2 separate regions of the Homo sapiens genome follow, and region 2 is linked to region 1. A link is an interaction called in ENCODE POLR2A ChIA-PET data of the cell type or tissue named here. Cell type or tissue: PC-9. All regions are shown on one strand. Each heading gives the region's core, and the rest is flanking DNA. Links, peaks and the distances in the headings are about the cores only.

What was found. Peaks named below come from ENCODE experiments on the same cell type or tissue, not always from the same donor. Only the 100,000 strongest peaks of a DNase experiment are listed, where the experiment ranks them.
Region 2: POLR2A ChIA-PET joins it to region 1 with 11 read pairs; 2 of 35 experiments call an interaction of 5 or more read pairs at or near these places.

What each region holds. Positions count from the first base shown.
Region 1 is chr7:152,311,737-152,317,124 of GRCh38, forward strand. KMT2C (lysine methyltransferase 2C) reads right to left here. Exons shown (of 59, transcript NM_170606.3): 4 at 3,402-3,602; 5 at 62-210. Among named protein-coding and RNA genes, the nearest start is that of KMT2C, 120 kb to the right of the region's middle. In PC-9, for the core only: no CTCF peak of the experiment used is centred there; a DNase peak (open chromatin) is centred at 2,515; H3K27ac peaks cover 2,576 bases.
Region 2 is chr7:152,647,963-152,653,350 of GRCh38, forward strand. It overlaps XRCC2 (X-ray repair cross complementing 2), which reads right to left. Exons shown (of 3, transcript NM_005431.2): 3 at 1-1,401. The coding sequence ends at 680. Among named protein-coding and RNA genes, the nearest start is that of XRCC2, 25 kb to the right of the region's middle. In PC-9, for the core only: no CTCF peak of the experiment used is centred there; no DNase peak of the experiment used is centred there.

The sequences.
Region 1 (5,388 bases), core at 222-5,221:
GTATTAAAATTAAAATGCTTCCAGAATTAAGAGGCAGTCATTATTGAAAACATGCCCATACCTGTAGAATCAAATAAGGCTTGGATATCAATGGCATCTGGAAGCCCAACCAGACTGAGTTCATCCCACAGTTTACCAGCTTGATCATCTGAAGCTGTCTGGGTGCTTACACTTACACAAGATACTATATTCTGCTGAGGAGATCGTTCTCTGAAAATAAAATAAAATAACTGTGAAAGTGAAAACAAGCAGAAAATTGTTTCATTTTTAACTGTTTAAATGCAATGTACTGCCAAATCAATTTTAATTTATCAGCCATTAACTGTCATAAAACAACTTTTAGAATTCATCTGTTAGTATTATCCATGGTATAATATTAAACTGGGTTGCCATATTATATCGTATAAGTAACAAGTAAGAAAAAGAGTCTCCAAACCCACAGGGAAGTATTAAATTGTAAATTTGTTTTTCCATTCCATAATATAATGTTTTTAAAACCAACTCTCATATCCTAGTCAGGAATTGTATTTAACACATAAACTGAGTATTTCCTTTGGCTTTACTTAAACGCTTACAAAACAAAACTTGATCAAATCAGAAATGTTTAGTCTGCTGTATCTTGACTGAGGACTGCCACAACAGAGGTGGCAGTTAACTGTGTAAAGAAAGGATATTTTCCAGGGAAAATGAAAACCCACTACAGAGTGTGAAAACAGAGGCAGGAGGAATGGAATGTATCAGCTGTAGCTTTCTTATGGTCCCGTCAACAAATCTCAACAGCTGGTCTGTGGCATGACGTTGCAAGTACTCTCAATCAAGACTGTATGTCACAAATTGGAAGTAAAAAGCAAAAGCAAAATAGCTACCAAAGGCATGTAGAATAAGGAAGATAGTATAACAGCAAAAACTATAGTCTAAAAAAAGAACATTGAATAAAGTAAACAACATATGGGAGATTTCAGGCTTTCAAGGTCTAACACTTTAGGTATTATTTAAGACCATTAAATAAATAAAAATGGCTATTGTACTTAATTATTAAATATGGGAAATCAGATGACTACCACTAAAACTTAAATCTTCTCCTAATATCATAGTATTTAACCTGATCATAATTCTGGATTAAATCACTATTGAATATAGATCATAACTCACTGCACTTCTGTATGCTGGATATTTATCATGATTCCTATTAAGAGAAAATCAGCACAATGACCAGGGTACTAAACATTTTTATACCTGGAATCATTGAAAGAAAAAAAGTATTAACATATTTCAATAAGTACATTTAAATATCAAACCATATAAAAATAACCAGTAATGTTTTTATGTTCAGCATTAGAAATGCATAGACTTTTTTTAAAAGGTATAGCATGCTATGCTAACTTTAAATTCTCATTTTAATAAATGCCCACAGTAAAATGAGAACAAATTCTTTCCTATAAGTATAATCTCTATTCCTACAAATATATGCTCCATTACAAATCATTGTTATTTTATTGGGAGAAAAAAAAAAGACCAACAGTTCATCTATAACTACTAAATGTTGTTTTAGCATACTGTTTTGCACTAGTATTTGATGAGGGAAAGGGGTGTAAAAAAACCAAGAGAATGACTAATTTATTACTAATCAGGTCCTAACCAGCAGCTTAATCAAATTCAACCTTCAAGTTTTGAGACTGGTTTGTATGTATATACCATATCAGTAAGATATCAATGTCAACACTAAGGATGACAGCAGCCCAGCTTAGAAAGAGATATCAAGAGGAATCAGCTGAAATGCATACCCACAAAATTCTTAGTTATAAAACAAAAAAAGGAAAAAAATTCTTGATTTTTTTATTTAGTGAAAATGAGCAAAGACATTTTCAAAACCTTTGTAAAATTGTTTTTTAAATTAACTAGCTATTTAAACTTCATTAGCAACATACATTTTGTAAATATTTGAAATCATTACCAAGCTAAATTAATTGCCTACCCTTCAATGATGCCAAATTTTTAAGTGTACTTCATTAACTGCCATATTATCATTACTTATTAAGTTGGTAAGCACTAAGTATATATAAAGACTTTCGTTTAACAAAGGCTATTTTTATATAATTATCTGAGCTCATAAGAATTTTCACTAAAAATTAATTTCACTTTTAAAACAAGGAAATGAAACCAATTCCATTTCTCAGGAGAGGATTTTATATAATTGCCATTATTTAAGGCAGAACATGAGGATATAAGATACAGCCTGATTCACTCCATTAAATTTGCTAATAGACATTTTAAGTTTGCTGGCCTTTTGATTATTTTATTAAGATGTGTGTACTCAACTGACAACTAAAGAAAAAGCTATAGCCTCCAAAACATCACAACTCTCCAAATATAGTACTTCTAAGTTTCCTTAAACTGTTCCACCTTAAATTCTTTTAAAAGATTCTCCCTCTTTTTATTGTTTCATTTCCTACTTCAGGTCTTCAAGGCATTGGCAGCAGTTCAAAACAATGAGCCAATCAAATAAGTACAACACAACAATGATTTAGTACTTAAATTTGGATATAAGCCAGATAAGCACTTGAGTGATTACATCATAACCCTCAAGAGGCAGTGTTAGCTTTGCAAGCTAAATTAATTTTTACACATTCTCATCAACTACAGAAACTTCTACTCCCTTAACCAGCACAGCCAAGTCTCCATATTAATATGGTCTTTAAACACAACTGTACAAAATATTTTAAACTATATCAGACAAGACCTTTAGGTAATTACAATGTGCCCGTGAATACAGACATACACACATCATTACAAAAAAAAAATTCCTTAAAAAAGAAAAAAGCATCTTCTGGGAGGGAAGGCAGGGGAGGGAGGGAGGGAAGAATGTATAGGACAGTGCAACATTTTCTGAAGCACACAAACTTATATATAAATTAAATAAATGACTGAATGGATTGATGAATGAATGACACAAAAGACATGAGTAGTGAAAACCAATTCTGGATTTGCTATTGTATTATGTTATATTCTTAAAATTAAAAGCTTATTTAGAGAAACAAAAGAAGGACTTTATTGATCTGTTTTATTATTACATTATTTCCATTTATAAATTCCATGAACTCCCTCCCTCTCAGCTTGTGTTATGTTCTTTGAAGTTTTCTTCCAAAAGTTTAGTTTTGTGATCACACCGCTTTCATATACAATTAATATAAACTTTTTAAAAAATAACAAGAAAAATTTGTGAAAAGGATAGTTTGTTGGATTAATTGGGTTAATGGTGAGTCAGAGTATCCCATAAATGTGGAGAACAGGAGAAACTGTTCAACAAGAACAATCCCATTTGAAAATTTATAAACATTATAATGGAAATAAATTATATGCAGTCTTAATCTATTCCAACATTTAAAGTCGAAACTGCTTACTTTCTCTGTCCTCTTTGTTTTCGTGGTGCTGAGTTTTGCATTTTCTCATAGGTTCCATTGCTGTTGTCATCAATGTCCTTCTTGTTAGAAGGTTGGTTTCTCCATGGCAAGATAAATCCAGGCGTTATTCTGAATTGTTTTAAGTCTCCTTGTCCTAAGGAACTTTTTTCCCCACAGTAACAAAAAGCGCAGAGCTGTTCACTAGTAAAAATGAAATGTAAGTCAGAGAAGGAGAAAAGTAGCTTTATTCAACTGCTTTAAGCGATAACTATAGATACTTGTGCTTTTAAATTATGTCTAAAGCACAAGCTAAGCTTTTCAATCTATTTTCTACAGTCTATTCAGTGATTACCCATAAGAACAATTAAGTTTAATAATTATACATTTGGAATTCTACTTTTCCATAGCATTTTAAAAAGTAGTACACATATCAAATCCAAAAAATTCTAGTTAGCAGTTAGAAAAGTTATTTTCTTTTATATTTGACTAGAAAAAAATCCAAGTAAGAAAGCTAAAGGTGGGGGCCAAGCACGGTGGCTCATGCCTGTAATCCCAGTACTCTGGGAGGTGGAAGTTCGAGACCAGCCTGTCCAACGTGGTGAAACCCCATCTCTACTAAAAATACAAAAATTAGCTGGGTGTGGTGGCACACCCCTGTAATCCCAGCTACTCGGGTGGCTGAGGCACCTCGCTTGTATCCGGGAGGTAGAGGTTGTAGTAAGCTGAGATTGAACCACTGCACTCCAGCCTGGGTGACAGAGCAAGACTCTGTCTCAGGAAACAAAAAAAATGCAAGTTAAAAATGGGAAAGAAGGTAGAGTTTAGTAGCCACCCAACTGTATGACAGTTCTGTAAAACATATGGTGACAGTTTTATTTAACCACTTGATAGAACGTTCATTATGCATGATATATATATACCACACACATGCATACACACGGGGAGATATAAAAATATAAACTTAAATAGTTCCTGGGTTGAGTGGTAGTAGATTTTTAGGGAAGCAGAAGAGCTGAACTGGAAGAAGGAAAGGGATGATTAGGAGCAAAGGGGATTTTTTAGGCCAGTGAAACCATTTTATATGATACTATAATGGTAGATACTGAGCCCTAATGTAAACTATGGACTGTAGTTAAAAATAATGTATCCATATTGGTTTACCAACTGTAACACAGCACACAATACTAATCATGAGGGAAACTGCTGGGGGTAGAGGTGGGAGAATGAGCTCAATTTTTGTGTAAACCTAAAAATGCTCTAAGTCTATTAATAAAAAAGGAGAAAACATTAAAAAATTAAGAGACAACAATCAATATACATATATAGAATATACACTTACTAAGAGATCTTAGAAAGAATGAAATTAAAAGGACTGCTTCCTCTTGATTATATTTACACTTCACAAGATATTTACTGCTGCTATACCCAAATCCTCCTTCTTGGGCATTAAAGTTACCTCTACAGTATTTACCCCATGATCTTACATATCTTGCATTACCAGGTGATAGAACTAACCTATAGCCTTTTGAGGTGACTTTTTAAAACTTAGGTTTAAATCATATTGGACTCTCAACTAATTACTTTTATCAAAATTAGCTTTGTTTTTGTAATAAATTACCTATTTCAAGTTCATGAGAAACTATGTTGTCTGCTGGTACCGAGACATACACAAATTAAATGTAGTGTAATTTCAAAAAAAAAAATCAAGTCAAGTTGAAAAAGAAAATTTCTTCTTTCCAAAAAGAGACCACCACCTTATGCTTTGCCAGTATCTTACTATCCCCTTATTTGTAATGTTCTCTGAGCTATTAAGCTTACATTTATTTCACCATATCCCATTTCTGGTTTGTTTCTTCCCCTAGAAACACTACCCATGAGAAGCAACAATCAGATTGACATTAGTCTTATCAACATTGATTGTAACAGCACTGATTAGAAAATGGAGCAATATTTTAAAGCTATTGCAGAAAAATACCTTAGCATTCAA
Region 2 (5,388 bases), core at 173-5,172, 340 kb after region 1:
AAGTTCCTTTGTGAAGAAATATTGGTGGTAAATTAATACAAAGTTTAATTGCTAAAATCACTTTGATTCAACAGCCTAGAAACAGAATAGTCTTTACTTTTACTGTGCTAGTTTAACAAATCCATTCTGTAAAGAAATACTGTTAATTCCCCTAGAGTTTAAAACTTTAGGGCTGGGCACGGGCCTGTAATCCTAGCACTTTGGGAGGCCGAGGTGGGTGGATCACTTGAGGTCAGGAGTTCGAGACCAGCCTGGCCAACATGGTGAAACCCCGTCTCTATTAAAAATACAAAAATTAGCCAGGCGTGGTGGTGGGTGCCTGTAATCCCAGCTACCTGGGAGGCTGAGGTGGAAGAATCACTTGAACCCAAGAGGCAGAGGCTGCAGCGGGCCGAGATTGTGCCACTGCACTCCAGCAGCCTGGGAGACAGAGTAAGACTGTTTCAAAAAGAAAAAAAAAAAAAAAGAAAACTTTTGGCCACGAGCAGTGGCTCACGCCTGTAATCCCTGCACTCTAGGAGGCACACATAGGAGGATCCCTTGAGGCCAGGAGTTCAAGGCTGCAGTGAGCCATGATTGTGCCACTGCACTCCAGCCTGGGAGACAGAGCAAGACTCTGTCTTAAGAAAAATTTTAAGGCTTGCGTAGTACCCTGCAAAAGACTATTTTATGATGTATATCAACAAAATTCAACCCCACTTTCTCCAATAATAAAAAAATGTTTTTTTAAACTGTTACTTTTTAAACAACGTGAAACTAATGAAAATTGGTTGCTGCTTTGAGAATCATCTTGTTTGGAGAAAAACATCCTGTGCTTCACCAGTTGCTGCCATGCCTTACAGAGATAAGGTCTGTAGTCTATGTCCACATCACACAGTCGTCGAGAGGCATGAGAAGGTTCTTCTGATGAGCTCGAGGCTTTCTGCATTATAGTTTGTGTCGTTGCAAAAAGAACCAGGCGATAGTCATTTACAAGCTTCTCTAAGCACTGAGAACATTTCCTCAGAGTAGACTCCTGTAAGTTCACACTTTCTCCTCCATTGACGCGGTCTATCCAGTAAAAAGCTGACAGGCTATCCAAAATCAAAAGGCAGAGAGATGGGTGACTACAAAACATACTTTCTAGTGAGTAAAGTGTAAGAAGTAAGTGGGTGCTACTACTGCAGTACACCAAAAAAAATCTTCCCAGGCAGTATTTGATTATTTCTTCAGAGCTTTGGGATAGTCTGTGCTCAAGAATTGTAACTAGCCGGAGCATATCAAAGTGGTAATCTGTATCAATAAATAAGACTTCTACTTCCAGGCCACCTTCTGATTTGGGAAGTATACATCGTGCTGTTAGGTGATAAAGCATTTCTGTTTTTCCTGTTCCTTCTGGGCCATGAAATTCAAGAATATCACCTGTGTAAAATTTAAAAATCTCAGTCAAAATGCAGTAGCTCAAGGGTAGGTTACAAAATGCAAAGTCTGCAAAAAAGTTTAAAAAGACACTTACTGGAATGTGAAAGAAAATCTAAATTCACTTTTGCCAAAATGGAGCTGTACAAGCAAATACAATAAATAAGGAAATTAGAGCCTGGTGGGAAGGTTGGAAGAGGCTAGGGGACTCTCCTCCGGCCAGGCTCACATGCACTCCCACTTCAATTTGTAAGATTCAAAAATAAAGAGCCACAGATCTAGGGCCTTTCCAAAATCTGATGACTACAGTACACACCCTTTCTGGTAGTTGATTACACTATATCCATTCTTCCCTTCTTCCTAAAGTATAAAACCCAATTTGATGGGGAGGGAAATGTGTCCACTTTAAAACTATTTTTCATAGTCTCCTTTGAAAAGCAAGGTTACCAGGTAACACAGCTGTCGCCAGTGAGATGCAGGCTGCTCTCTGTTGATGATTCTTTCCTATCCAGGGACCCCTTCTGCCCTGCCGCACCCTCCTGTGGGGGTGGAGCAGCCATCTGGAAGCAGTGAGGATGAAACCCACCCTTAGGATGGTGGCGTGGAAGACAGAAGGTACCCAGGACTCTGGGCACACGGAGCCCCCACCAGCCACGCACAGCCTGCCTCTGTGCCACTCAGGATGTGAGGAAAACAAGCCTCCACCTGGGCAAGCCACTAAGTTGGACTTCTATGACACGCAGGTGAAGGCACTCCCTAATTAGGTTTCTCAGTGTTATTGATGTTATGGGGGGAACAATTCTGGATTTTGTGGTTTCACACATTATTGAGGCAAGAGCCCATGGCTCTCAGACCCTAAATGCCAACAGCATCCTTCAACTGAAAACAACCTTACACGTTCCCAAACTGCCTTCAGTTATTCTTTGCTATTTGAATTATCTCTGGAAACCATGTCCAGCTGCATTAGAAATTATTTTCCTAGCATTAAAAATCAAAGTCAACTACTCTGAACGTTAAAGACTCCAACTCTCCTTCTATCTAGGCTCGAATAACTAAGGACAGCACAAGTTAAATCAAACAACACTGGGGAAGTTGCCTTGCTTCCAGAGCTTTTCAAAATGCACTCACAGTGGCATTCAACTCTTGCTTGTCATTATTAATTTACGGCTGAACTACCTGATTGGAAACACTATGTTAAAATGCCAATTATTAGCCCCAACCAAATGATGGTCTAAATACGGATTCAAGGGCTGGGCGCAGTGGCTCACGCCTGTAATCCCAGCACTTTGGGAGGCAGAGGCGGGAGGATCACCTGAGGTCAGGAATTCAAGACCAGCCTGGCCAACATACTGAAACCCTACTAAAAATACAAAAAATTAGCTGGGCATGGTGGTGGGCACCTGTAATCCCAGCTACTTGAGAGGCTGAGGCAGGAGAATCACTTGAACCTGGGAGACAGAGGTTGCAGTGAGCTGAGATCACGCCATTGGACTCCAGCCTGGGCGACAAGAGCGAAACTCCGTCTCAAAAAACAAAAACAAAAACACAAAAAAATGCAATTACTTTATTTCTTATTATTTAATTTTAATTTTTTTTTGAGATGGAGTCTTGTTCTGTTGCCTAGGCTGGAGTGCAGTGGTTCAATCTTGGCTTACTGCAACTTTCGCCTCCTGGGTTCAAGCAATTCTCCTGCCTCAGCCTCCCGAGTAGCTGGGATTACAGGCGTGCGCTACCGCGCCCAGCTAATTTTTGTATTTTTGGTAGAGATGGGGTTTTGCCATGTTGGCCAGGCTGGTCTCGAACTCCTGACCTCAGGTGATCTACCCACCTCGGCCTCCCAAAGTGCTGGGATTACAGGTGTGAACCACCGCACCTGGCCTTTCTTATTATTATCAACAAACCGTTGTATATTGGAGTATTCACAAATAATGTATAAGAAATCTAGGCTGGGTACAGTAGCTCATGCCTGTAACTCCCAGCACTTTGGGAGGTCAAGGCAGGAGGATCACTTGAGCCCAAGAGTTCAATATCAGCCTGGTCAATATAGTGAGACCCCAACTCTACAATTAAAAAAAAAAAAAAAAAGCCACCCATGGTGGTGTGCATCAGTAGTCCCAGCTAATTGGGAAGCTGAGGTTGGAGAATCAGTTGAACCCAGGAGGTAGAGGCTGCAGTGAGCCAAGACTGCACCAAATTTCCACCATAATCTTACATACAACTTGCAATTCTAAATTTACCTTAAGAAGAAATTTAAAAAATGATTCCACCTCAGCCTCTCAAGTAGTTGGGACTACAGGCATGTGTCATCATGCCTGGCTAATTTTTGTATTTCTTGTAAAGACTGGGTTCCACCATGTTGCCCAGGCTGGTCTTGAACTCCTGGGCTCAAGTGGTCTGCCTGCCTCAGCCTCCCAAAGTGCTGGGATTACAGGCATGAGCCACCATGCCTGGCTTCAGCTTTCTTATAGCATAGTATGTTATCAGTTCTCATAGACTTCTCTTTTGTATTTAAGAATTCTACACATGGCTGGGCATAGTGGCTCACATCTGTAATCCAGCACTTTGGAAGCTGAAGTGGGAGGATCACTTGAGCCCAGGAGTTCATGACGAGCCTGGGCAACATAGGGAGACCCTGCCTTTACAAAAAATTAAAAAAAAGAAATAGCCGGGCGTGGTAGCATGTGCCTACAGTCCCAGTCTCAGCTACTCAGGGTGAAGTGGGAGCCTGTGAGGTTGAGGCTACGGTGAGCCATGATCATGCCACTGCACTCTAGCCCAGACAACAGAGGGAGACCCTGTCTCTAAAAAGAAAAGAAAAGAAAAAAAAAAAGATTCTAGGCTCAAGGAGTAAAACTATTTTCATATTAACAATTGTCCATCTAATTAAAAGTTAACATAGCAACTAAACCTGTATTCCACCCAGATGTTCAGTGTGCCCTCTCTTACTATGTTACTGAGGAGCTATGCTGAACCCGCCACTCCTGCCAAGCATCTTTTACTGCCCTATGTGATAGAGAACAAGGGACCATGCAGAAGCGCAGACGGGGAAACCAAGAAGCAGACCACAGCAAATCCTCCCTCTCCTGCTCCCATAGAGGCAGCCAGAGAGGCCGACCCACAGCTACTCACCTTTCTAGAGTACTGCATGCCTTAAAGAGGCTGCTTCAGACATATCCTGTTTGCTCCTAATAACACTGAGGTAGGGAAAGCAAACTCTATCATCTCCCATCATCACACAGATCACACTATATAATCACTATTTACTTGATTACATTTCCTGCTAGCTTCTCTAAGGTTGGGACTTGAGTATTCTGTCCCCAGCACAAAACCCAGGATCTTCTGAATGTGCTTCATCAGTTACCTTCTTCTCAAGATCCTCTTGAGAGACATCTAAAGAATAAAAATATAAGTCTTGGTTTGTGAGGGTTAAGGGCCTAAAAGCCAATTGTGAAACTGGCATTTTAAATGGAAGCGGGTCTGGTAGGGAATGACAGGTGGAGTGTGTGGCTTTGGTGGCAGAGTTCAGCAGGTAAGAAAGTCCTAGACCAGGGTTGACACAGGGACCAACATAGGAGGCAAAGCAAGAGGAGCAAACTGCCAGGTGTGGAGCCTGCTGCCCAGAGACCACAGGGTGCTCACACTTAGCGTGGTGAGGGCCTCAGTTCTGCAGGTGATATGGTTAGGCTGTGTCCCCACCCAAATCTCATTTGAAATCCCACGTATTGTGGGAGGGACCCAGTGGGGGTAATTGAATCATGGGGGCGGGTCTTTCCTGTGCTGTTCTCGTGATAGTGAGTAAGTCTCATGGGATCTGATGCTTATTATAAGGGAGAATTTTCCTGTACAAGCTCTCTTTGCTTGCTGCCATCCACGTAGGATGGGACTTGTTCCTCCTTGCCTTCTGCAATGATTGTGAGGCTTCCCCAGCCACATGGAACTGTAAGTCCAATTAAACCTCTTTCTTTTGTAAATTGCCCAGTCTTGGGTATG